Regions from separate parts of the Homo sapiens genome. Here region 1 is linked to region 2. A link is a loop called in an ENCODE intact Hi-C map of the cell type or tissue named here. Cell type or tissue: CD14-positive monocyte. All regions are shown on one strand. Each heading gives the region's core, and the rest is flanking DNA. Links, peaks and the distances in the headings are about the cores only. Region 1 has its middle 56 kb from the start of MIR4433A. Region 2 holds the start of LOC100507006 (a long non-coding RNA gene).

Region 1 (12,048 bases), core at 1,640-9,639, 55 kb after region 2:
TGACTCCATTTGGAATGGGACTTTCTTATTGTTTTTCCCTTTGTCTTTGAGATTGGTTTTCATTACTCATTGCTTCCCTAAGTGGATGAAAACTGAAAACATTTTAATTGGGGACAGTAATATTCCAACAATTAGGAATTTAACTGATGTTTTTGGAAATTCAACGTACTGGCAAGAAAAAAATATTTTGCTCAAATTTTTCATATGTTGATCCAGGAAAGCAGAGAAAGCCATTTGTGTTCCAAATAAAAGATGCTCAAATATGGTCAAATAGTGAACTATTACCCGGTTCTATTCTTTTACTTCCTACAGAATATGGGGACCTTTGCAGGTGTCGCCACGAAGCTGATACTTTTTATTACAAACATAGCCCTATGGCACTCTTACTTTCCTCATTAACTCTTGTTGAGTGCTTTGAGATAGAAAAATTATTCATTCTTTTCAACAGTAGAGCCTCCAAAAAGAATGATTTTAAGGAGTTACTCATGTCCATTATTAACAGCACAGCCAGAATATATGTGATGCATTACCACACACTCTTCATTAGTGAATATAAAGACATCAAATAGGATTTAATTTGCCTGCTACAAAGTTAGGGAAACAAATTAAAATCTCCACTTTATTTGAAACATCTAATTAATTTATCAGCTACTTGCCTCATCACTTGAACACAAGTAAATAAAATTGCCTCTTATAGAAACTATATGGTTTTTGTCATGTTACTTTGTATATTATTTTCAAAAAAATTATCCTAGCCAATAGATTTGCAGTTCTTTGTTACTTTGTATGTTATTTTCAAAAAATTATCTTAGCCAATAGATTTGCAGTTCTTTTTTCAGTTTTTTATTGTTGTTTTTGAAACTTGGAATGTACAACTGAGAATTAAAGTGTGCTTCAAATTGTACAGGTCATTTACCTTAAAAACCAGACACTATCTGTGTCCACTTTAAAAATTGTTCACTATCTGCCTGGATCTAAGGATTCAGTCCTGACTGAACTTTTTATCTCAACTCAGCTCTATATTATTGCATAGAATCTAGATTTCATGTCCCAAATTCCAGAAAGGAACAGTGTAGGGGAAGAAAACAACTTGATGTATATCCACTGCCCTAAATGGTCAAAGGCAAACTCACATTGATATAATCATCTCGTGAATGTTTAAAATCTGCCTGGTTCAATTCTTTCCAATTCCTGGAACATTCACAAATGCAAAATTAAAAAAAAAAGTCTTATCCTTCCCAGAGGGCTTTTAGCCTTTTTTATATATGTGTATATATATAAAATATATATAATTACATATGTATAATTATAATATATATTATATATTATAATATATATAATATACAACATTATATATATATGGCTAAAAGCCCTCTGGGAACTGTAGAGGACTCCGGTCATAGCCAAAATATTTGGGGGATGTGGGGATATATAATTATACATATATGATTATATATATTATATATATATATATAGAGAGAGATTATTTTGAAGAATTGGCTCACACGATTGTGCAGACTAGCAAGTTCAAAATCTGTAGGGCAGGCTGGAGACCCAGGGAAATCTTGATGTTGCAGCCTTGATTCCAAAGGCAGAGTCAGGAGGCAGATTCTTTCCTTCTCAGAGGATCTCAGTCTTTTCTCTTACTGCCTTCAACAATTTGAATGAGGCCACCATCCAAGACGATTATGAAGGGTCATCTGCTTTACTCAAAGTCTACTTATTTAAATGTTTATCACATCTAAAAAAAATACCTTCACAGCAATATCTAAACTAATTTTTGATCAGATATCTGGGCACCATGGCCTGGCCAGGTTGACACATAAAATTTACCATCACAACCAGTAATTAAACTCCATAAGGGTGAGATTGGTGGGGGGTGTTGTTTGTTTGTTTGTTGGTTTTACTGTTGTATGTCCACAATTGCACTTAAGTCTGGCACATACGTGGAGTTATCTTGTTGGTGTCTCTACCCACAGTGAGGCCCTCTTTGCCTTGGTCTAGGTTTTTTATGTTCTCATCAACAGCTTTCTTTCATGCCTGATTTTGTTCTTACGATCCATTTCTCAAGATTATTTCTCATGCATTGTATAGGTTTACAAAAGCTTCACTCTCCCTCAACCCCACCATCCAAATAACCTACAGGCCTAACTAGTAAAGTGCTTTGGGAAGAGTTCACATGCTTTTTGTATCATCATTACACCTACTGTGGGACTCACTAAACATTTATTGGTGAATTAACTTGTTGACTCCTCCTTTTATCTTATCCTTGCGTTTCCTTTATGTAAAGCCAGATTAAGACCGTTAGGGGCCCTAAAGCCCCACATAATTTAAAATAAAATAATTACTCAATCTTAAGTTTGAGAAACTCTTGTAAGTTAGTTTTCTCCAATGATGACTGTTTCGAAGCTTTGTTTGAGATATCAAACTCTTTCTAAAATTTATTTCTTGCAGGGGAGAGGGAGAGGTTGGCATTTGCTTTGCTGGTGGCTGAATCCCAGGCTTATTCTGCGTTGTGTGTGATCTCATAGTGCCTTCCCTCCGTGGTGGCAGGGGGTCATGGGAAAGCTGGGTAGCAGCTTAGCCCACCTGCTTATGGTAGCCACAGCCTTGACATTCCTAGGAGGCCAGCCAGGCAGTTGCCATGTCCTTGCCATGCTCCCAAACAGCCCAGATGGCCAGTTGCACAGCCTGTGCCCCTTCACAAGTGGTGGGCAACTTCTTCTAATTGCAACTTTGGAACCACAGCTGCACAAGTGCAGCTCACATCCTCACATCTCTTCTATACAAAGTGGAATATTATTTGTATAGCAGTCAACATAGTTAAGAGATTAAGGAGTAGATCAAGTAGCATCTGGGACCCTCTGTATCCATGGGTTCCTCATCAATAGATTCAATCCACCAAGGATAGAAAATATTTGGAAAAAAAGGAAATTCCACAAAGTTCCAAAAAGCAAAACTTAAATTTGCCATGCACTGAGTACTACATTGAACCCACATGAATGAAGTGTTGTGTAGGCATTGTATTAGGTGTTATAAGTAATCTAGAGATGATTTAAAATATACAGGAGGATGTGTGTAGGTTACATGCAAATACCGCACCATTATATATAAGAGACTTCAGCGTCTTGGGACTTTGGTATCCAAGGGGGGATCCTGGAACCAACTGCCTATGGATACTGAGGGACCACTATACTTTAATCTAACAAGCCCTAGAAGCAAAAATGGGGATTGAAGAAGTAGCTAATAAGAGAAAAGGCAGTAGTTACTGGGATTTATTTACAATCACAATCGACTCTTTTCAAGGTCCACTTTGCCTTGAATGCTTTAAGTTCTAAGGGGCAATATTAAGTTTATTTGGGTTACAAGAACATTATGTAACCAGGTGACAAGGATCAGGCAATTCTGGTTTCAGGTTTTGCCCAGTCTCCCCTACCCTGCTTGCCGGATAAGTGAAATGTACAGATAAGACTGGTCTTATATTCTTATGTCAAGAACACAAGAAAATATGTAGGAATGAATCAGTCATAAGTATTCCGTGAGTTCTTAAGGAAATAGAAGTTCTGATCAGATGATTAGTAGCTTTATTACTTCTCCTCCAAGGAAATGAGTTGAACTAATTTTTAAATTAGTGGATAATAGGCTGGCCTCCTAGGAATGTCAAGGCTGTGGCTACCATAAGCAGGTGGGCTAAGCTGCTACCCAGCTTTCCCATGACCCCCTGCCACCACGGAGGGAAGGCACTATGAGATCACACACAACGCAGAATAAGCCTGGGATTCAGCCACCAGCAAAGCAAATGCCAACCTCTCCCTCTCCCCTGCAAGAAATAAATTTTAGAAAGAGTTTGATATCTCAAACAAAGCATCGAAATAGTCATCATTGGAGAAAACTAACTTACAAGAGTTTCTTAAAGTTATGATTGAGTAATTATTTTATTTTAAATTATGTGGGGCTTTAGGGCCCCTAAAGGACTTAATCTGGCTTTACATATACATAAAATTCTCTGGAGAACTCTAACTAATAGAGTGGGAGAGGTGGGCATTGAACAAATGGGGTGGGATAATACAGTATTTCTGAATGTTTACTGATGTCCTAGTTTCCTGTTATTTCTCCCCTTTGCCCATCCCTCAGGCCAAGCTGCTTGGCACTCGGTGCCCATTGCTTTAAGGTTGATGTAACAGAAAGAAATGAATCTTCCTAGCTCTGGTCCCTAAAAGGCTAAAAGCCCCCTGGGAACTGTATAGGACTCCAGTCATAGCCAAAATATTTGGGGGATGTGGGGATTGAGGAGAGCAGGGTCTCCCCTGGACTAGAAAATATCCCCCAGGCCTGTGGAAGGAGAGGTAGAGGGGACAGGAGGAGACCAGAGATGTCATCTGTCCTGAGGTCCAGTGGGGAGTGGGGTTGGGAAATAGCTGTGCAGTGGGTCTGAACAAACTGTTCTTACACAGCCAGGCAGAGTCCTGGCTCCCAAGTGAGACATGAAAGCCGCAAGGAGATTGCCCACCATTTGTGAAGGGGCACAGACACCAGGAACTCATCTGAGTGGTGATCTATGTGCCTCAATGACCTACAATTATGAGAATAAAAGATGTCTCATTGGACACCCTTGTGGACAGGTGACGGAAGACTGACAGGCCTTCACCAGCCTAATGACCTGGCACAACTTAACTGTCGAGGAACGCCAGAGAAGGAAAGAAACTCCAAGTTGGCTGAGATACGTTTCTACCACTCCATAGAATGGGAACTCAATGCTTTAGAGAAAAATATAGGCCTTAGTCACCTAAATTGTGACAAGTAGCCTGCAAGAGAGGGAAGGCTTTGAGGAACTGAAAGATGGCCATAAGAGTTTAATCCAGTGAGCAAGGGGAAGGCAGCCCAGGTGAGGTTGGAAGGACAGGCAGGGGCCAGATCACACAGGACTCTGTAGTGCGGGCCAGGGGATTTGTATTTAAGTGACATGGGAAGCTGTTTCAGAATTTTTAAGCAGTTCCTGTTCTTTAAAGTTCACATTAATTCTTGCATGGGGTTGGGGGGTGTCCTGAGCAAAGGTTAGGAGTGCAGTTGAAGGGCTATTGCAGTCTTCCAGTTGAGAGCAGATGGTGGCTGAAACCAGGCTGGGGGCAGTGGAGCAAGTGGATGGGTTCTTGATATATTTTAGTGGTAGAAGGAACAGGTTTTGCCATTGGGTTGGATGTGCGGAGTGAGGGAAAGGAAGAGTTGGTAAGAACTCTCAGGTTTCTATTTGAACAACTGGTGGGAAAATGAAGCCATTTACACAGCAGAGGAAGTCTGGGGAGAAAACAAGTGCCTGTGAGGAAATCCAGACTTTTTGAGATGCCTGAGTGATGCCGGAATGGAAATGTTCGGAAGGTAGGAAGGGTTGGTAGATAAGTAATCAACAGCATAGAGAAGAGGTCTGGGTTGAAGGTAGGGATATGTGTGTCATCTGTGTGAGCCTTTACCACTTATTGTTTTGTTTCATTTGCTTTCGCTTTTGCTTCTCCTCTGACCCTGCACCTGTGCAACTTCCCCTCCTCCGTCAGGTCTCAGCTCCAATGTTGCTTCCTTCGGGAGGCCGCCCTACTCCTACCCCAGTGTGAATTAGGCCGAGTTAGGCTCTCCCCCAGTCTTTCTGTTTAAATTTTTCCTTCCAAGCACTTATCATGGTTTGAGATGAAAGATTTATGTTTGCCTGTCCTTTAGCGATGAATCCCAGTCCACACTGAAATGTGTTAGAAAAAAATGACTTCATTTTTCTGTAATGAAATCATTTAGGCCCTAAATCTGAGGAAGAGAAGGCAGGAAGAAGAGCTGAGTGCAGATAAATTGCAACATTTATGGATCAGATAGAAAAAGAGACACTGCCGCAAGCAGCTAAGAAGGAGCTAGAAAGGAAACAGGGTGTCCGGGATGCCATGGGAGAGGGAGATGGGAGCGTTTCAGGACAGAGCACGTGTCGCTGTGTCTGATTCCGTTGAGGAGTCAAGCGTGTAAAGACTGGAGTGTCTACTGGATTTACAATACGGGGACACAGGTCCTTGGTTCCAGCAGTTTGTGTGGAGCAGTGCAGATAGAAGTCAAGTTGCAGCGAGTAAGGGAATTAATGGAAGGCAGGAATAAGAGAGAATATGTGAAGATGATTGTTCCAAGAAGTTTTACTGTTAGGAGAGAGAAACTAGGGCAGTAGCTAGGAGGGTATATGAGGTTAAAGGAGGATATCTCAGAGAGGCATGATCCTGACATATATCTATGTGTAGATGGGAACAATGGATTGAAGGGGTGGGATGGGGAGAAATAACAACAGAAGGAATCAGAGATGAACACAGAGAGAAGAGGAAGGGAGAGAGCAGGTGTGCGGGGTGTTGACTTGCAAAATGGAGCAAAGAAGGCTTTAAAGCCTACCCCAAGAGCAGCCCCCAGCCATGCCTAGATTAAGATGAGCCAGAGGGCTCCTTTGCAGCCCAAAGGGACCAGGGGGCAGAGAGGAAATGCCAGCTGCAGCTCTAGGAGGGGAAGCCATGGGTCTGGCTCAGTGGTAGTCAGTGGGTCGGCAGCCAGTCCCTGGCCCCTGGCCAGGCACATATTGGGAGCAGAGTGGCAAGTCTTCTGACAGCATTGTTGGAGAGGAAGGACCATGTGGGTGAGTGCTGAACAGCGGGAGGGCAGCCAGGACCAACTTCAGAGCCGAGCAAACTCAGTGGGAGCCTGGAGGAAGGGTTGGCAGGTGCCACCCCTGCTTCCTCTGTTTCTCTCTACTACATCATCTGCAACCAAAGGGATGGGGGTGCAGTTTAACTCATTTTTTGTACTACCTTTCAGGCCTGCAGCTCCGAGTGACTGCCCCTGCTGCCATCTGGAGGAATCCCCCTCCCCTTGGTGGCCCTTGTACAGGAGCAGATGGGCACAGTTGCTGGCTGCTTGGGAAGGAGAGCCAGGGAGACCTGGGAGCCAAGGGGCGTCTTCAACCCTCTGGCTTCGCACTGACTTCACCCCCGTAGTAGATAGCCTCAGGCAAGGGAGCAGGGGACAGCCCTGGCTGCCCTGTGAGGGGTCGGGGCTGGCTGAGCCATAGAGCCACAGACAGGAGCAGCCTTAGGTTCCTGGAACTGCAAAAGCCCTGGAAAGGGTGTCTCATTCGAAAGGGTGTCTCATTCATCCTCCTGTGGATGCACACACAATTATTTAGTGTCCTTAGTTGAATGGGGAATTGGTAGATTTGGACCTTTCATTATCTATACTTTTTTTCACCTCTGAGACCTCCTTTCTTCCCTCCTATCACCTTACCCCTCCCTTGGATCAGTGCTGTTCAAACTGTAATGTGCAAGAGAATCATGGGGGATTGTGTTAAAATGCAAACTCAGAGTCAGGAGGTCTGGGGCAGTGCCTGAGAGTCAGCATTTCTAACAAGCTCCATTTCTAATAGATGCTGCTGATGCTGCTGTTGCTCTGACCACGCTCTGAATAGCAAGGCTTTAGAGGACCCGATGGGAGTTAAGACCTCTCTTCCCTAAAAAATACATACAAAAGCATACATACAAACCCTTCGTTCTGTGCGGGAGTCACATATCGACAGGAGGCCACCCCAGGATAGAAACCCCTGCCCCACATGTTTATTGTCAAATTGTTGCCCTACCCTTAACCCCACCCCAGGTGTTCTCAGACTTTAGAAGATATCAGAATTGCCTGGAACACTTGTCAAAAATACAGATACCCTGCCCTCCTTCTCATTCCCGGAGGATCTGATTCAATAGGTCTGGGGAAAGGTCCAGGAATATACTTTTTAAAAAAAAAAAAATGGAGTTTTACTCTGTCGCCCAGGCTGGAGTGCAGTGGCACGATCTTGGCTGACTGCAACCTCTGCCTCCCGGGTTCAAGCAAGAATATACTTTTTACCAAGTTCCCCAGGTAATTCTGATGCAGGTGTACTTATTGAACACACCTGAGAAACACTAACTTAGGGTTTATGGTTTCCCAGGAATGTATGTACTAAAATCTGAATATCTGAAGACTTGAAAGAATGAAGCTGTGTTGGAGGAAAGTTAGGTGCTGAGATTGATATTTCTAGTCAGGGGAGCCTACTGAGCATCATTTCAAATAATCCTAGTGTGTGATTACTTTGACCCCATATTTGACTGATCCCACCTTTCAGCATATAAGTTGTTGCTCCCCAGGGAGGTGACAGTTATTTTTCCAGCATTGTGAGTGGGTCTCCCTGGAGACTAAGGGCACTTCCCTTGGAGCTGAGCTGCTCTGTGCTCTTCTTCATCAAAAGTACTCAGGTGTTTCAGACATTTCCAAATGGAACATCCATGAGATGAGGAAACCTTTCTCTTGCTAATGTGGCAGGCAATTTTTAAATAATTTCAACTTTTATTTTAGATTCACAGGGTAAATATGCAGGTTTGTTACCTGGGTTTATTGCATGACACTGAAGTTTGGGGTACCATTAATCTTGTCACCCAGGTACTGAGCATAGTACCCATTAGTTAGATTTTTGTCCCTTGTCCCCCCCATTTCCCACTTTAGTAGTTTCCAGTGTCTGTTGTTGCCATCTTTATGTCCATGAGTACCCAATATCTAGCTCCTTCTTATAAGCGAGAACATTCAGTATTTAGTTTTCTATTTCTGCGTTCATTTGCTTAGGATAATGGCCTCTGGGACAGGCAGGAATCTTATTCCACTATCTTGGATATGTGAGAAATGATGTATCAGTTTGCTTCATTTACATTGATTGTAAGTCCCCAACCCCCTGGGTTAGTGGGAAATTTGAGTCATTATTGGGGGAGTCTTATTACCTCCAGGGTGATGTGAGGGTCCCATGTATCTTGTGCAGAACAAAGACCCACAGGTCTTTAACTCCCTCTGGTCTCTCTTCAAAAGCCCATTATCCAACCTCCCATGGCCCCTTCAATCCAGTGACTTTAATTAGAGTGGCTGCTGTGTACTTGGATCTTTGTGGAGGCTGGGAGCGCTATGCTTGGGATGCAGCCTCCTGTCGCGTTCCCAGACTCCAAGGGACCCCATTCAGCCATTCCCCTCTGGAAACCCTGCTACTTTCTCAGGACTCTGCATGAGAGCAGATCAGGAGTCAACCTGACCTTTAGGACCTGTGGGCCCATCACCTTCCCAGTCTTGGGAAACCTCCCTCATTTTCTCTTGCTGCTTCTGCTTTCTTTTCCTCCTCATGTCGCATAAACCTGTCAAGAAGCTCAGCCTTTTGAAAAACAAAAGCCAGACAGAGAGGTTGTCTATAACATAAACCATGCTTGAAGGCTAAAGAGTATGACTCTCATGTAAATATAAAATGAACACATGTCAAAGATCGTATTTAACTCCCATGAATGAGGGAGACAGTAAGATGTTAAAACTGGTTCAAAGAATATTTGAGAATGTAGTATATAATGCAACTTAGTAAATTGTTGGGTAAATACAAAACTGGTTATTGTCCAACAGGGCCATAAACTACAGCTTTTGGGTTTCTCTGTTGCACTGAACAGAAATTATTTGCATCTCTACTGAATAAAAATCTGTAAGTTAACCTCACCTCTATAGAGTTGTAAAATAGCCTTAGCAAGTAGGAAGTCATCCCTAGCACTGTCCTAAAATAACACCTAGTACTTATTTTCTTTTGCCCATTTCCAAGCTTTGGGTAATTTTTCTGGCAGAAGGTATCTCAAAGGGCCTAGCTACCTTCTTGGAATGGAGAAGGGAAAAAATATAGCAAGAACAAACTTCAAAATAATATCTCAATTATCCCCTCAAAGAAACATATGAGACCCCATTATTATGCTAACAAAGTATCAGTCTTTATTCTGCCTCCCTGAAGGACTTCTCCTTCCTGCTAAGGGAAGGCAATGACAAAGACACAAAACTTCTTTCTGTCCCATATGAGACACTCAAGTGGAGCCTTTGCCCTCTAGCATGAAGCACACTCACAGATGCTCCTGAACAACACCTGAAAATCCAACAAAGCAGGACAGAGGTCAAGCCCAGCCTTGATCTCATTAGTGTGAGATGTTAGACCCTCATTTTATTGCCAAAACCTTCACCCTTATGACAGGTTGGCCATCTGTCTAATGCCTGGCTAAGTCACAAGCTGGGAGAAAAATGTTGGATGCATTGAGGGCAAATCATGACTGTGGCTGCACATTATTACGTAGGAGAGGGAGCCAGAGAAACGCACCCATGGGGAGAATTCTTCCTTAAGTCAACCGCAGTGGCCTCCCCCACTTCCCCAGGTCGTGCTCTGCGCATTTGATCTGCCAGGAGAAGACCCGCTTCCTGTGAGCAGGCAGTGTTTGCTTCCTTAGTTCTTGTGTTGCTCCATTCCCCAATTCCCTGCTCTCTCTGCCCCCTCTTCTCTGTTTCATATGAAAAACATCTGGAAGTCAGGCCTCGGGTAGGAGGTAATGTAGCCTCTGGCAGAGATCCTGCCAGAGTGAGAGATCAGAAAGACCGTGAGAAAAATGTCAAGCCTCTGCTCCAACCGGATGTGCCCCAAGATGGAGGAAGGTGGGTCTCACAGAGGAGAAACTATTGTTATTCATCCTCAGTCTGTTTGATTGGAAGCCAAAGTTACACACTAGGTTAGGGAAGCGAGTTAACTCCAAAGCCTCTAAAATATTCAGCAGACCAGATTCCCTAGTGGGAATCTGGGTTCCCAATTGGAAATTATTACTTTGTCTTTCTGGAATTATGGTTCTAAAACTGTAGCAGGTGCCAAAATCTCCTGGATAGCCCCACCACCAAGAGTTTCTGTTTCAGTTGCTCATGAATTTGCATGTCGAAGTTCCCAGATGTTGTCTATCCTGCTGGTCCGCAGACTTGCTACTTTGAGTAGCCTGAATAGCGTTAGCAGTGGTTCTCAACCCTGCCTGCACATTAGAAAAATCTGGAGGTGCTCTGAAAAATCCCTATGCACAGGCCATACTCGACCAATTAAATCAGAATTTCTGGGAGTGAGGGTCAGGCATCAATATTTTTTTACAACTCCACAGGCAAATGCAATACGCAGCCAAGATTAAAGACTATTGCTTTAGAACAGTGGTTCCCAACCCTAGTGCATATTTTAAATGCATAGGATGCTTTTGTAAAACACTTATTCTTGAGTCCCGTGCATAACACCCTTCTAACTGGTCTCCCCCATGTGTTATCCACACAAACATTATTATCATCGTCATCATACACACATACACACACACACACACACACACACACACACGCATACACATGCACACACATCTTAAAACCTTCAATTGCTTCTTGCCTTTAGGATAAAAACAGAAGGCAGAATTTCTGGACATGGGCCTTTGTATTTTTAAAAAATGCTCCCAATGATTCAAATGTCCAGCCAGGATTGAGAATCACTGCTCTGGAAGTTCTCTTAATCACATTCTACCCACTCTTTCATCTTAGCTGGTTAAGTGTGGTCTGCTTACCCAGGCCTGTAGAAACCTGCTTTGGGCAGCAGCTCTGGGGTCCTGCATTGGTATGGACCCCTCCCACTTCCTTGCCCTGCCTTGCAGTCTCCATTTGCCCTGCATTTTTGGCTCCCCAGAGCTGCCTTGGCACTCCTCCATTTTGTACTAAACATTGGGCCCCCTTCTCTGGCTTCTGGCTCTGTCCCCATTCTCCCATATCCTGACTTGACTTTCAGCTCTGCACACTTTGTCTCTCAGCTTCAGCCTCTCCCCCATCCCTCAATACTGGCTGCCTGCTTAGCCTCCCATCCTCCAGGTCAAGTCCATAAAACTTCGGCAAATATTTACTGAGGGCCTTCAAAGTGCCAGGCACTGTGCTGGGCATGGAATGCCATGAGAGACAAAACTGATATTGGTACTGCCCTTGTGGAAATTTACATTCTAGTGTGGGGGACAGACAATGATCAAACAAATGGAAAATTGTGATGGCGTGAGGTGCTGGGAAGGAGAGTGTGCCATGGTGTCTATTAGACAGAAACCTTGCCTGAGGAGTGAGATGTAAGCTAAGATCTAAGACAGCAGTAGGAGTTCCTAGGTGAAGAGGGTAGAAAGTGGGGAGGAA
Region 2 (12,048 bases), core at 1,434-9,433:
GAAACTAAGGTTCAGAGAGCTTAGGAACCCAGGCCAAGCTTACACAGCTATTAGGAGGCAGAGCTAGAACTTGAGCCCAGACAACCTGACACCATAGATAATGCTTTTAAGCTTTATGTTGCCTTTATATGTCTAAGACTTTTATGGGTAAAGAAGGAAGGAATATTTTGTAACTTTCTTAGAAAATCAATTGTCAGGAGATCTCTTAAAAAATTTGTTACATACCTTCTTTTAGAATTCTTGACATTGGGCCGGGTGCGGTGACTCACACCTGTAATCCTAGCACTTTGGAGGCCAAGGCAGGTGGATCACTTGAGGTTGGGAGTCCGAGACCAGCCTGGCCAACATGGTGAAACCCTGTCTCTACAAAAAATACAAAAATTAGTTGGGCATGGTGGCGAGCACCTGTAATCCCAGCTACTCGGGAGGCTGAGGCAGGAGAACTGCTTGAACCAGGGAGGCAGAGGTAGTAGTGAGTTGAGATCACACCACTGCACTCCCAGCCTGGGTGACAGAGTGAGACTCGGTCTCAAAAAAAAAAAAAAAAAAAAGAAAGAATTCTTGACATATTGGAGAGTGGAGTTTGATCTGAATAAAGGAAGCTGTTGTAACTGACATAATAATTTAAGGTCCAAGAATTTAAGACATGAGATGAGAAGCACATACTTTCCTCCTGCCTTACTCAGCTCAATTAGTTGCAGGTGCTGATACATTTACTTTTCAGGTTTTTGTCTGGCCAGTTGAGCCCACTATGTTCAGGCCGGGCTGCCGAAAAGTAGCTGCACAAGTGATGGCTAGTGACAACTAGAATTCATGTTCCTGTCTCCTAAACTTGAGATCCTGGGAGTCTAGGGAAACGCTGGGCTGCAAATGGCAGCTTCTCCACATCCTCATCCAACAGTCTCCCATGCCCATATGATGAGGTTCTGGCAGAGTTTCCTGGTTTGACAGACATTCCTCCTGAAACTGAATTCTTTATTAAACACCATCCTGCCTGGCTGGGGCTATGATACCTCTCAGCCCTCGGAGGCAGTGTGTTAAAGGGCAGTTGGGGAGTGCCAACTTCATCATTTTTGCATATCTGTATACCACTTGTACATACTGTTATTTACTTATATTTGTCTTTAAATGGACTCACTTTTGAAATTAAATACCTTAATTTTTTAAAGAAAATGTCAAGTTTTATAGTTAATAAGTTTTGTATCTAGGTCTGTGATTCATGTTAATTTTCTAAATGGTGAGAAGTAAGGATTCAATTTTGTTTTTGCATACTGATATCCAATTATTCCTGCACTATTTATCAAAAAGACTATCTTTTCTTCACTGAATTGTCTTTGCACCTTCTTCCCTCTCTTTGGGAGTTAAATTGGAATTTTTGTTCTTCTTAATTGTTAGCTAGGGAGCCAAAATATGAGCTGCCATCCACCTGTCTTCAACCAGGACTCCTTCCAGGAGTACCTCCTGCTGCCCACCCATTAGTTTGAAATCTAAGTTTGCTAATACCTTTGAACATTGTAATTTAGTCTCTTATTGGCTTCTCTTTGGCCACTCTGCTTACTAATAAAAATCCTCCCTTTTCTTGAGAGTTTATAAGTACTCTGGCACTATCTCTGCCAATTCCTCACATTCTCTCCTTTTCTACCAACCTGCCTGTGATGCCCCAAAAGTTAAAACTTACAAAATAAGTTTGAAATTTTATAAGGGGTGGAATAGGGTAGCAAAAGGTTTGAATTTTTGTGGAGGAGAAAGCAACGTCATTAATTATTGGCATGTCACAAATGAGATTCACTATTTAAGGGCTCCTGTGGCCAATATGTTATTTCCGCCATAAGATTCCTGTTTTGGAGTAGCCATGTATATACTGTCACACATATATGTACATATACAGACATAAACACACAAACATACACAGATACCTGGAAATATTTTGTGCTTAACGATGACTTTCCTTCTAGTTAATTTACAGATGTATTTTGTAGACCTGCTATAGGGGGCAAAATTTTAAGTTATAGGATCTTAGAGACACTAAGGGATCATCTGGGTTGGATAGGTTGTCAACTCTGATAAATTGGTGGGGATGGCTTGGAGCATTGTATTGAAAAGGATTGCTAGGCTGAGTTTAGCTCAGCAGGGAAGACAGCTGTCATTGATTAGTCATAGACTCCCATTGCTGGGGGTGGTGGCATGTATATGGTGTATGACTAACTCTAAGACTAGGCCACTCTTTTCCAATGCCATAATCTCTTCTACACTTTTCTTGACAGCTGAATTCTACTCATTGTAGGAATTCTTTCAGTAATTGTGAGCTTACTATTTTTCAGGAATGCTCATTGCTACGTTGAACAGCTCTTCTACATGTTCAAGTCTAAAATCTATCTCACAGCAACGTCTAATCATGTCTCCTAATTCTACCGTTTAGAGCCATACAAACCCATTTTATACCTATTCTACATCACAGCTCTTCAATTATCAGAAGACAGCCATTTTGTAACCTCTTCTAGATAAAAACCACCATTTCTTTCAATTATTTCTCAGATATTGTGGTTCCTGGGTCTTACATCATCCTGGATGTTATTTAATTTTTCCTTGCTCCCTTTCAGGTGTGCTACCCAAAAGGGGGCAGAGAATTTCAGATAGGATCTGACCAAGTAAAATTAATTGGGACTCTTTACTATTGGCTTCCATGTACTAATATTAATAAGCTTCAGTCTGCACCTGAAACATGTTACTTTGTTATTTCATATTGAGCTTTTGATAAATTAAAAAATTCTTTCTATATGAACTATTTGATTCAGCTCTTCTCTTTCCTCAGTTTATGTTTGTATTTGTACCTTTTGAACTGCATCTTAATAATGATTGCCCTTTCTTGAGTACCTATGAGTACCTATGTATTTTCTTTAATATCTATGAAGTAAATATTCTATTCTCATTTTGCAGTTGTGACAACTGAGATTCAGAGATGTCCAATCTACTCACATAAATAGTAAGTTGCAGAGCCTGGAATCAAACCCAGTTCCTTCTGGCTCTAAAGTCTATTCTCTTTTGGCTACTGATATGGTGTAGGATCTGTGTCTCCACCCAGATCTCATGTTGAATTGTAATCCCTAATGTTGGACGTGGAGCCTCGTGGGAGGTGGTTGGATCATGGAGGTGGATTTCTCATGAATGGTTTAGCACCATCTCCTTCGTGCTATTCTCCTGATAGAGTTCTCATGAGGTCTGGGTGTTTAAAAGTGTGTAGCACCTCCCTCTCGCCTTCCTCTTGCTCTGGTTATGTAAGATGTTGCTCCCCCTTTGCCTTCCACTAGGATTGTAAACTTTCCAAGGCCTCCTCAGGAGCAGATGCCACTATGGACAGCTTGCGGAACCATGAGCCAATTAAACCTCCTTTCTTATAAATTACCCAGTCTCAGGTATTTCTTTACAGCAATGCAAGAATGGACTAATATAGCAACCAGATACTCAATTTAGCAATTCTGAATACTGAGTCCATTATAGAAAAAAAAGAAAAGGTTGGGGGACATAGGTCATCCTTTTGTCAATATGTTCGTTGTTTTTGGGATTGTGATGAAGTCAAGCATTTTGTTTTTTAAAAATAAATAAAAAGGAAATACAGTTTGGCTTGACTAGTTCTGGTGAACTCTTACTGGTTCTTAGGAGTCACCTTTCTAAAGTGCTCACTAGCTGCTTGCTTAACTATTCAATCTAGAACTTTGCTGGGGATTGATGGCAAATGTGTCTGTCTATAATTGCTAGAATCCAAGTTTATGGGGATATTTGTTTATGTCCTTTGTCTGATCCTCGTCCTATTTCCCATAAGATCCCGTGGGCTGCTCGCAGTGGTTCTACCCTCATATCTGCATGTTTGTTCAGTTCTCCATTATGGAAGTGGGGTGGGGGAGGGGTTTGCCTTCATTTAAGGTAAGCTAAATGCTTTCACAATATATTCCTGTTTATTCTTTGGTTTCCTCCCAATGTTATTTCTTCCATTTCCAATTTGTAGGTAAAAAGCATTAAGCCTCTCTCTTAATGGAGGGATTAATGGAATAGAGGCACTCAATAAAGCTCCAGTAATTTCTGTTAAGTGGATTCTAAAGTAAACACTTTTATGGCCCCAACAACAACAAAAGACAGTGAATCCACTTACTCAAAAGCCCACCTAGTATTATATATAAGTCAGTGAAATGCATTTGGGAACTATCTACTCTTTCAGATGATCTGTGCTGGGAAATCTCTCCATTAATAAAAATAATAGCCAAACTTGAGTGCTAATAAATAGGGTTAATACTTAGTGTCTCAACTAGACCTAAGAGTATATCCATTTTAAAAGTTTTGTTTTTTTTTTTTTAAGTTTCTAGCCCATGACAGACTGACGTATCTAAAAATCATAGATTAGGTAAAGAATGTGTGCAAATTAAAATCCATGCACAGAAACCTATGTGAGAAGAAGGAGCGTTGTCATCGCAGACGTTTAACTGGGTAAGAGTTATGAAGTAAGCACTTAAAATCCAGCTAAAAGCCTACTCTCGGTTGTTTTCATGCTCCCCAGTGCTAGAAAGAGAGCCTGTCTGCGAAACACCAGTAATTGCACGTTGTCTGTGTGAAAGGACATTGAAAGACTCGATAAATTACAAGGAGGGAGGGAGCTAGCTCTCATTGCAAACTTGACCTAGCCTAGATTAGCAACCCGGGATTTGACTTTCCATGTGACCCTTCCTCTTTGTAGTCTTCAAAAGCAAGCCCGTACAAAGCCCGGCTCCTTCCTTCCTTCTAACTCCCTATCAGGAAGCTCCTTCGCCCCTCAAATCCCTTCAGGGGCTTTGAAATCCTGGGCTCCCGAGCCCAAGCTGGGCATGAATATTCATCGGGGGCGTGGCCCCGCCAGCGCGCAGGGCTCCAAGCAGCTGCGACTAGCGGAAAGCGCGCGCCAGCTGCACGCAGGGAAACAGTTCTCATTTTGTGTGCTCGGCTGACTGCACGTCCAGCCTCGGGCCAGCTCGAGACGGCCACATTGTGAGTCTGTGGGAGGGGTTCTACCGAGACGAATGGACTTTTCTGAGGCAGGGCCCAGGAGCTGTAATTCGAGGGGCCTCAGATCTCCCTGCCACCCACCTGCCAGGGCAAGTGAAATTCCACTGAGAAAAAATCAGGCGTATCTATTCTCTTCCAGGAGTTTGTCTCCCTTTTAAGAAACAAATGTCCCTTGTGTGAATGATTGGAGGCTTTTTATCCTCTGGTGGCGCCTCCTTCTTTGCAATTATCTACAATGGAGACTGTTTCTTCTCCCTTCTTAGTGATTACAACTGCTACTTGCATTCTTTTTTTACTTTCAAGATCATGAAGGCATGTTGTCTCTATCTTTCCTCTCCTTCATCCTTTACTTAGTAGTACCGATAGCACTTTTAACTTACGTCTAGTTAAAAGCCAGACATCCTGGATTCAGATTCTAGCTTGACCACTTATAAGCGCCATGAATGTGGCAAGTTAGCCTTTTTTGCATCTGTTTCTTTATCTGCATAAAGCAATAACAATACCACCTACCTCATGGTTTTTTTCCTGAGAATAAATAATTATATACAGTCATGCATTGCTTAAGATCAGAGAAATGTGTCACTGGGCGATCATGAGTTTGTGTGAACATCATAGTGTGTACTTACACAGACTCAGATGGTGTAGCCTTCTACACACCTTGGATATATGGTATAGCCTATTCCTGCTAGGCTACAAACTCGTGCAGCATGTTATGGTACTGAATACTGCAGGCAATTGTAGCACACTGGTAAGTATTTATGTATCTAAACACATCTAAACATAGAAAAAGTACACAGTAAAAATACAGTATTATACTCTTATGGGACCACAATAGTATATTGACTGAAATATTGTTATACAGCACATGACCTTATAAAACATGTTTGAATAGCGCTTGGCATATAGTAACCATTTAGTACATACTAGTTATTAATGTTATTATTTTGATTGGATAGGCCTGGTTGAAGATGGCTGAGCGTAAAACAGAATGCAAGTCAGCTGGAGCACGTACTACTGGAGGCAGAGCCCCATGAGAAGGGGCCAAGAACCCGCACCCATCAAAATCAAGAAGAAAGGCTGAACCCGGAGAGAAAAGGGAGGTGAGCCTGCGGAGGGAGATGGGATGCAGCGGAGGGAATTGGGGTGCAGCGGAGGGAATTGGGGTGCAGCGGAGGGAATTGGGGTGCAGCGGAGGGAATTGGGATGCAGCTGAGAGGGGAGCGCCAGTGGGGAGGTTTTGGGAGCCAAGCCATTAGAGGAAGGATCACACAATGTCCAGAGGTAATGAACACAGAACTTTTTAGTTTGTTTTTAGGTCAGAGTCTCATATCCTGGTCTGCACTCGATGGATTCTTAAAGCAATTGGAACCTCAGGCTGGTCCTGGAGCAAGAGCTGGTCCTTTACTTGGGGCTCTCAGGTTGAGAAGTTTGAGCTCTAGGATTCTCCACTGACCACCTCTCCCTGTCTTTGCTCACTTCCCATCTTTAAACTCCCATTGAACTGGCATGCTATTCTTAGCATGGCACTCAGGCTCTTGACTCCACCCAGTCCTTCTAGTTATATTGGCCATGGTACCTACGTTCTTGTGTCTCCTAGCACTGTCTACCTACCCTCTCTCCACAACACATATTACACCCCCAATCCAACCCATAATTCCCATTGGTTTCCAGGTATGCCAGTCTTCTTACGGTTTCCTAAACATGTCATAGTAGGGAAAATGCTACATGTTCACTACCTCATTTCACCTTCCTAGGCAGATGAGAAGACATCTCCCAGTTTCTTTTTGCAGCTAGGTTGGGACACTGACCAAATTTTTGACAACAAAAAAGTGAGTGGAGGGATATGGCATTCTGGTTCAGGAAGACTAAGAGGGGGTCTGAGTTCTTCATGCTTATTCTCTTTTGTCCATATGCTAGGATGTGCAAAACTCTAACTCAGTGGGTTGTAAAATGGAAGCAGGCTGGGTCCTGAATTTCTGTTGCAGGAAAGCTGACCAATTGGCATAAGACATATATATATATTTTTTTAATGAGCAAAAGCCACTGAGATTATGGGGTTTTATTTGTTACCTCAGCCTGTCCTATTCTATCCTAACAGCACACATACCATGCTTTTTCTTATTTTGGCATCTCTATAGTTACATTATGTCACTTGGAATGCCTCCCTGCATTCCTACCCTGCAGCAAATTGCTACTATCCTTGGATTCTCCTCTGTGATCTTATAGCACCATGCTCAGGTTTCTGGCCTGAGTGATTAGATGAATCTTGGCACCAGTAAGGAAAAAGAAAGGGAGGAAGAGGTGTACATTTGGCAGAGAGAAAGAACTCTGTATGTGCACTATGTGTTTGAGAATGGGACATCCAGGGATATATGGATCTGAAGCTCAAGAGAGAGGTCTGAGCTAGAGATAGGTAGAGGGTTGAGAGTCATGAGCATAGGGGAAGAAGTGGGCAAGATTACCCAGCGAAAGTATGTAAATTAAGATAAGAGAGTGGAAGATGGAAAGGTGAATCTTAGTGGAACACCATCCTTTAAAGGAAGGCAGAAGAAGCAGAGCCCTTATAAATTTCACAGAGTCCCCCTAAGGACATTCAGAATTGAGCGTGAAACCTGGGAAAGCAGAACTAGTTTATTGATCAACATTTACAAATGTGAAACTTAATTTTGAGGAAAACAGGGTATACTGCAATTGAAGCTGTTGAGTAGACCCAAAAATGCCTTTGAAGGTGGAATTGCTCACCTTTGTTACTGAGAAAACTCCCGGGCAAAAGTTTAGTTTTGATCATGTTAAAGGTAAATTAAAAGCTGACCTTGGCTTTTATATTCCTGGCTTTCCTCAACCTGAAGTCTTCTGACTTCTCTGAACCTAAAGGAATGAGAAAGTTGCAAGGATTTGTAACCGGCTATTGGAATTAATTGTGCTCACTAGCCTATATTTTGTTTTGCTTTTTTCTCCATGTGTTTGCTTTTTGGATGTAATTCTTAAATTGTCTAAATGGTCACCTTTTGTTGTTGTTATTCTTTAAATGGTACCTGGACAGCTATGATGGGTCAAGAGAGAGAATTGCTTTATACTACAAGGCTATCAGAAGATCACTGAGGTTGTAGTGAGCCGATATCGCTCCACTGCACTCCAGCCTGGGCGACAGTGAGACTGTCGTGAGGAAGGGAATGTGATAATCCAAGAGAGAGATGACAATGGATTGGAACACAGTGGCAGCAGTGGAGGTAGTGAGAAGTGGTTGGATGCAGGATATATTTTGAAGAGGAAGCCAATAAGATTCGGATGTGAGAAAAGAAAAAAAAGTAAGAGGAGTCCAGAAGGACTCTAAAGGTTTTGAATAGAGTCACCATCGACTGAGAGAGTGCAGACTGGGAGTGGAGCTGGCTTCAAAGGGAAGAACAGAAGTCCAAGTTTGGACTTGTTAAGTTTGATACATGAAGCAGGCATCTGGATAAAGGTCTGGAGTTCAAACGGGCGTGGTGGCTCACACTTGTAATCCCAGCACTTTGGGAGGCCGAGGCAGGCAGATCACTTGAGGCCAGGAGTTCGAGACCAGCTGGCCAACATGGCGAAACCCCGTCTCTACTAAAAATACAAAAATTAGCTGGGCGTGGTGGCAGGTGCCTGTAATTCCAGCTACTTGGGAGGCTGAGGCAGGAGAATCACTTGAACATTGGAGGCAGAGGTTGCAGTGAGCCGAGATTGTGCCACTGCACTCCAGCCTGGGTGACAGTGTGGGACTCCATCTCAAAAAAAAAAAAAAAAAAAAAAAAGAGGTCTGGAGTTCAGGAGAGAAGTCTGAGCTGGAGGTGCACATTTGGCAGCTTCTGGTGATATTTAATGATTTAATGCTATGAAACCAGGTGAGATCACCAAGAGGGTGAATAAGGAAGAAAAGGTGCCCGAGGGCTGAGCCCTGGGGCCCTCCAAGATTATGAGGTCAGAGAGAAAAGGCTGGACCAGGGAAGCAGTCTAAGAAGGAATGCCTAGTGAATAGGAGGAAAATGAAGAAAGGGTTTGTGCTGGAAGCCAAGTAAAGAAACAAATTCAGAGGAAAGGGAGTCATCACTGTGTCGGATGCTACTGACACACACCTCAGATGTGACCTGAGAACTGAGAAATGGACTTAGAAAAGCGTAGGTCAAGCCGGGCAAGGTGGCTCACACCTGGAATCCCAGCCCTTTGGGAGGCCAAGGTGGGCAGACTGCTTGAGGCCAGGAGTTCAAGACCAGCCTGGCCAACATGGCAAAACCCCATCTCTACAAAAGCATACAAAAATTAGCTGGACGTCTTGGCGTGACAAAAATTAGCTGGACTTCTTGGCGTGCGCCTGTAATCTCAGCTTCTTGGGAGGCTGAGGCAAGAGAATCGCTTGAACCTGGGAAGTGGAGGTGGAAGTGAGCTGAGATTGTACCACTGCACTCCAGCCTGGGCGACAGATTGAGACTCCATCTCAATAATAATAATAATAACAATAACAATAACTGAGGTTCTTATAACACTAATATTATTCAACATCTACAGTCTCAGAGATTCTAGGTCCAGATCGTTGGACTGTCTCTCATTCAGAAGTATAACTCCTTTGAAATAAGGTCCTTGTGAAAAAGGGATGGTTTCTCTTTGATATGGAGATACGGATGTTGTCAACTATTACAGTCTCATATAAAATGCCAATGCACTGTGCTGGTTTAATGTAGTTTTTAGTTGGAAAGTGAGAATCCCCAAATGCATTTTTGGTAGCCAGCTCTGTTGCAAATGATGCCACTGGATGTAGCATTAAGTAACTTAACTCTTAAACTTTGGGCATATTCAAGTGCATAGTACATCTGCCCTCAATCTTGGGAGTCTGTCGTAAAATGCAGTCACAGGGTATATGATATACCACTCTCCAGTATGTGGTGTATTTGCTGAATATTATGTATCAGAAGCTCAGAGAGAGAAAGAAAGAGAGAGAGAGCAGACAATTTAGAAAGCCCAGCCTGCTCTGCGTCAAGGGCACTGCTCCAGAGTTAAATCTGCTTGTGAGCTACCAAACAGCATTTTTCTCATACTGAAAAAAACTATCCTTGTAATCTGCAGTTTGAATGACCTGTTCCTGTGTTTATTCATTACTTTAGATCATCAAGTCAGTGGAAACTTTACACGACCTCTGACTGATGCTCTGCTGTTCCTAGTGGAATCATTGTCATAACTAGCATTTTGTTTGTGGCTTTGTACCTGAGTGCCCATTTTGGACCACTCATGATGTTAGGGGCTTATATCACATCTTTACTTTGCACATCAACTCTATGAGACAGTCATTATCATTTTCATTTTAGAGGCGAGGAAACTGAGTCTTGAAGAGGTTAAGTTGCTTCAGGTCATGGCTGGTGAGTAATAGAGCTAGATTCAAAGCCAGGACTGCCTGCTTCCAGAGCTCATGCCCTTCCTTGTGCCATCTTAGAGTTCTTCCTATACAACTTCTCACTTGAACTTGGAGGCTTCTATTTCTTGAGCCACCCTGTGAGAGAGTTTGATGAGTTCATTTTAAATGTTCTCATTTGTGATTCGAGAGAACTGAAAATTCTCTGAATTTAGACTTCAAATTCCATTTATCTTAGCATTCCTGCCTCCTCAGCTCCTGGCCTCGTCGTTGGTGGGCCAGTTCATTGGTGGCTGGTGGATGCTTGTGCCTCGACTCCTGTCTTGGCTGTGCTTCTAACATAGAGGGTAACCTGAGGAGGTCACTCAACCAGTTCATGTCTCTCGTTCTCCAAATATAGTATTAAGAGGGCTTGCCTGGACTAGCCAATTAGGCACTGTACTGCATGTTGGAACTATGAAGCCTATTAATTCAGTCAATTAACATTTACTGAGTGCCTGCAGTGTGCAGAACCCTGGGGCAAGTGGAGGCATGGTATTCCTGACCTGTGGATGTACTATTCTATATATTTCGTTTATTTTTGCACCTCTGTGTGACTCCACCCAACCCCTAAGAATACTCTTATCCCCACCTACATGTTTCTTTTCTTTTCTTTTTTTTTTTTTTTTTTGAGACAGAGTTTCACCTTGTTGCCCAGGCTGGATTGTAATGGCACGATCTCGGCTCACTGCAACCTCTGCCTCCCCGGTTCAAGTGATTCTCCTGCCTCAGCCTCCCAAGTAGCTGGGATTACAGGCATGCAACACCACGCCTGGCTAATTTTGTATTTTTAGTAGAGACAGGGTTTCTCCATGTTGGTCAGGCTGGTCTCGAACTCCCGACCTCAGGTGATCCGCCCGCCTCAGCCTCCCAAAGTGCTGGGATTCCAGGGGTGAACCACAGTGTCCAGCCACATGTTTCTTTAATTTCTCTCTGTGCCAGGATTCACTCCTGAGTACTTTATTATCCTGGCCCACTCTGCTTTGCTTGCAGTGAAACAGCATGGTTTCCTCTTGGCCTTCAGGAAATCCTGTTATAATTCAACCAGTTTTGAAAATGACCTCTTTCTGCTCTACTGAGCTGGTAATGTTTCACTGGGTTAGAGTAGGCCAAGGTCATGTACAGTTCTATACTATTAGCTTAGAGGAGCATACTTTTAAATTTTGATTTCAAACATGTAACCTGACTTAACAGTGGGTCTTCCCACAGTGGGACCATGATAGTGGCAATAGAACTTTCACGTGTTTGGGGCTCTCAGCCAATGCATCCATGAGCCTGAGATAGAGCATTCCTGTGATTCCCAGGTCTGCTCTTCCTTGGTCCTCTGTGCCAACCCATGAAAAAACTGCATGCTATGACCAAATTCAGGATCAAGTTTATCCTGTCTAGAGCCAGCTCTCCAAAGGTGAAATTTTACCTTATTCCTTTGAATCTATTTTCTTGTATTTTTATTTTGGGATCTTTTAGTAACAAGGCAGCTTCCCGAGATTCTGTTGTGAGCAGTTCTGGAGTCGATGGGTATTTTTACATAGGTGTACATTTGCTTCTATTTGTGTGTGTGTTTGTGACCTACCAGAGGAAAGAGCCTCCATTTGCCTGGAAGCCTGGGA

The links. Hi-C counts contacts between places; a loop is a spot of excess contacts. Peaks named below come from ENCODE experiments on the same cell type or tissue, not always from the same donor. Only the 100,000 strongest peaks of a DNase experiment are listed, where the experiment ranks them.
Region 1: a loop joins it to region 2, with 2.2 times the contacts of the local background. A loop is called at or near these places in 13 of 110 quality-filtered maps.

Annotation. Positions count from the first base shown.
Region 1 is chr2:64,278,335-64,290,382 of GRCh38, forward strand. No RefSeq gene overlaps it. Among named protein-coding and RNA genes, the nearest start is that of MIR4433A, 56 kb to the right of the region's middle. In CD14-positive monocyte, for the core only: no CTCF peak of the experiment used is centred there; DNase peaks (open chromatin) are centred at 4,817 and 5,517; H3K4me3 peaks cover 1,126 bases; H3K27ac peaks cover 1,859 bases.
Region 2 is chr2:64,223,510-64,235,557 of GRCh38, forward strand. It overlaps LOC100507006 (a long non-coding RNA gene), which reads left to right and starts at 4,892. Exons shown (of 5, transcript NR_120420.1): 1 at 4,892-5,013; 2 at 5,988-6,131. RefSeq lists enhancers at 4,048-4,757, 4,575-4,624, 4,758-5,466, 5,115-5,164. In CD14-positive monocyte, for the core only: no CTCF peak of the experiment used is centred there; DNase peaks (open chromatin) are centred at 4,932 and 5,612; H3K4me3 peaks cover 1,617 bases; H3K27ac peaks cover 1,519 bases.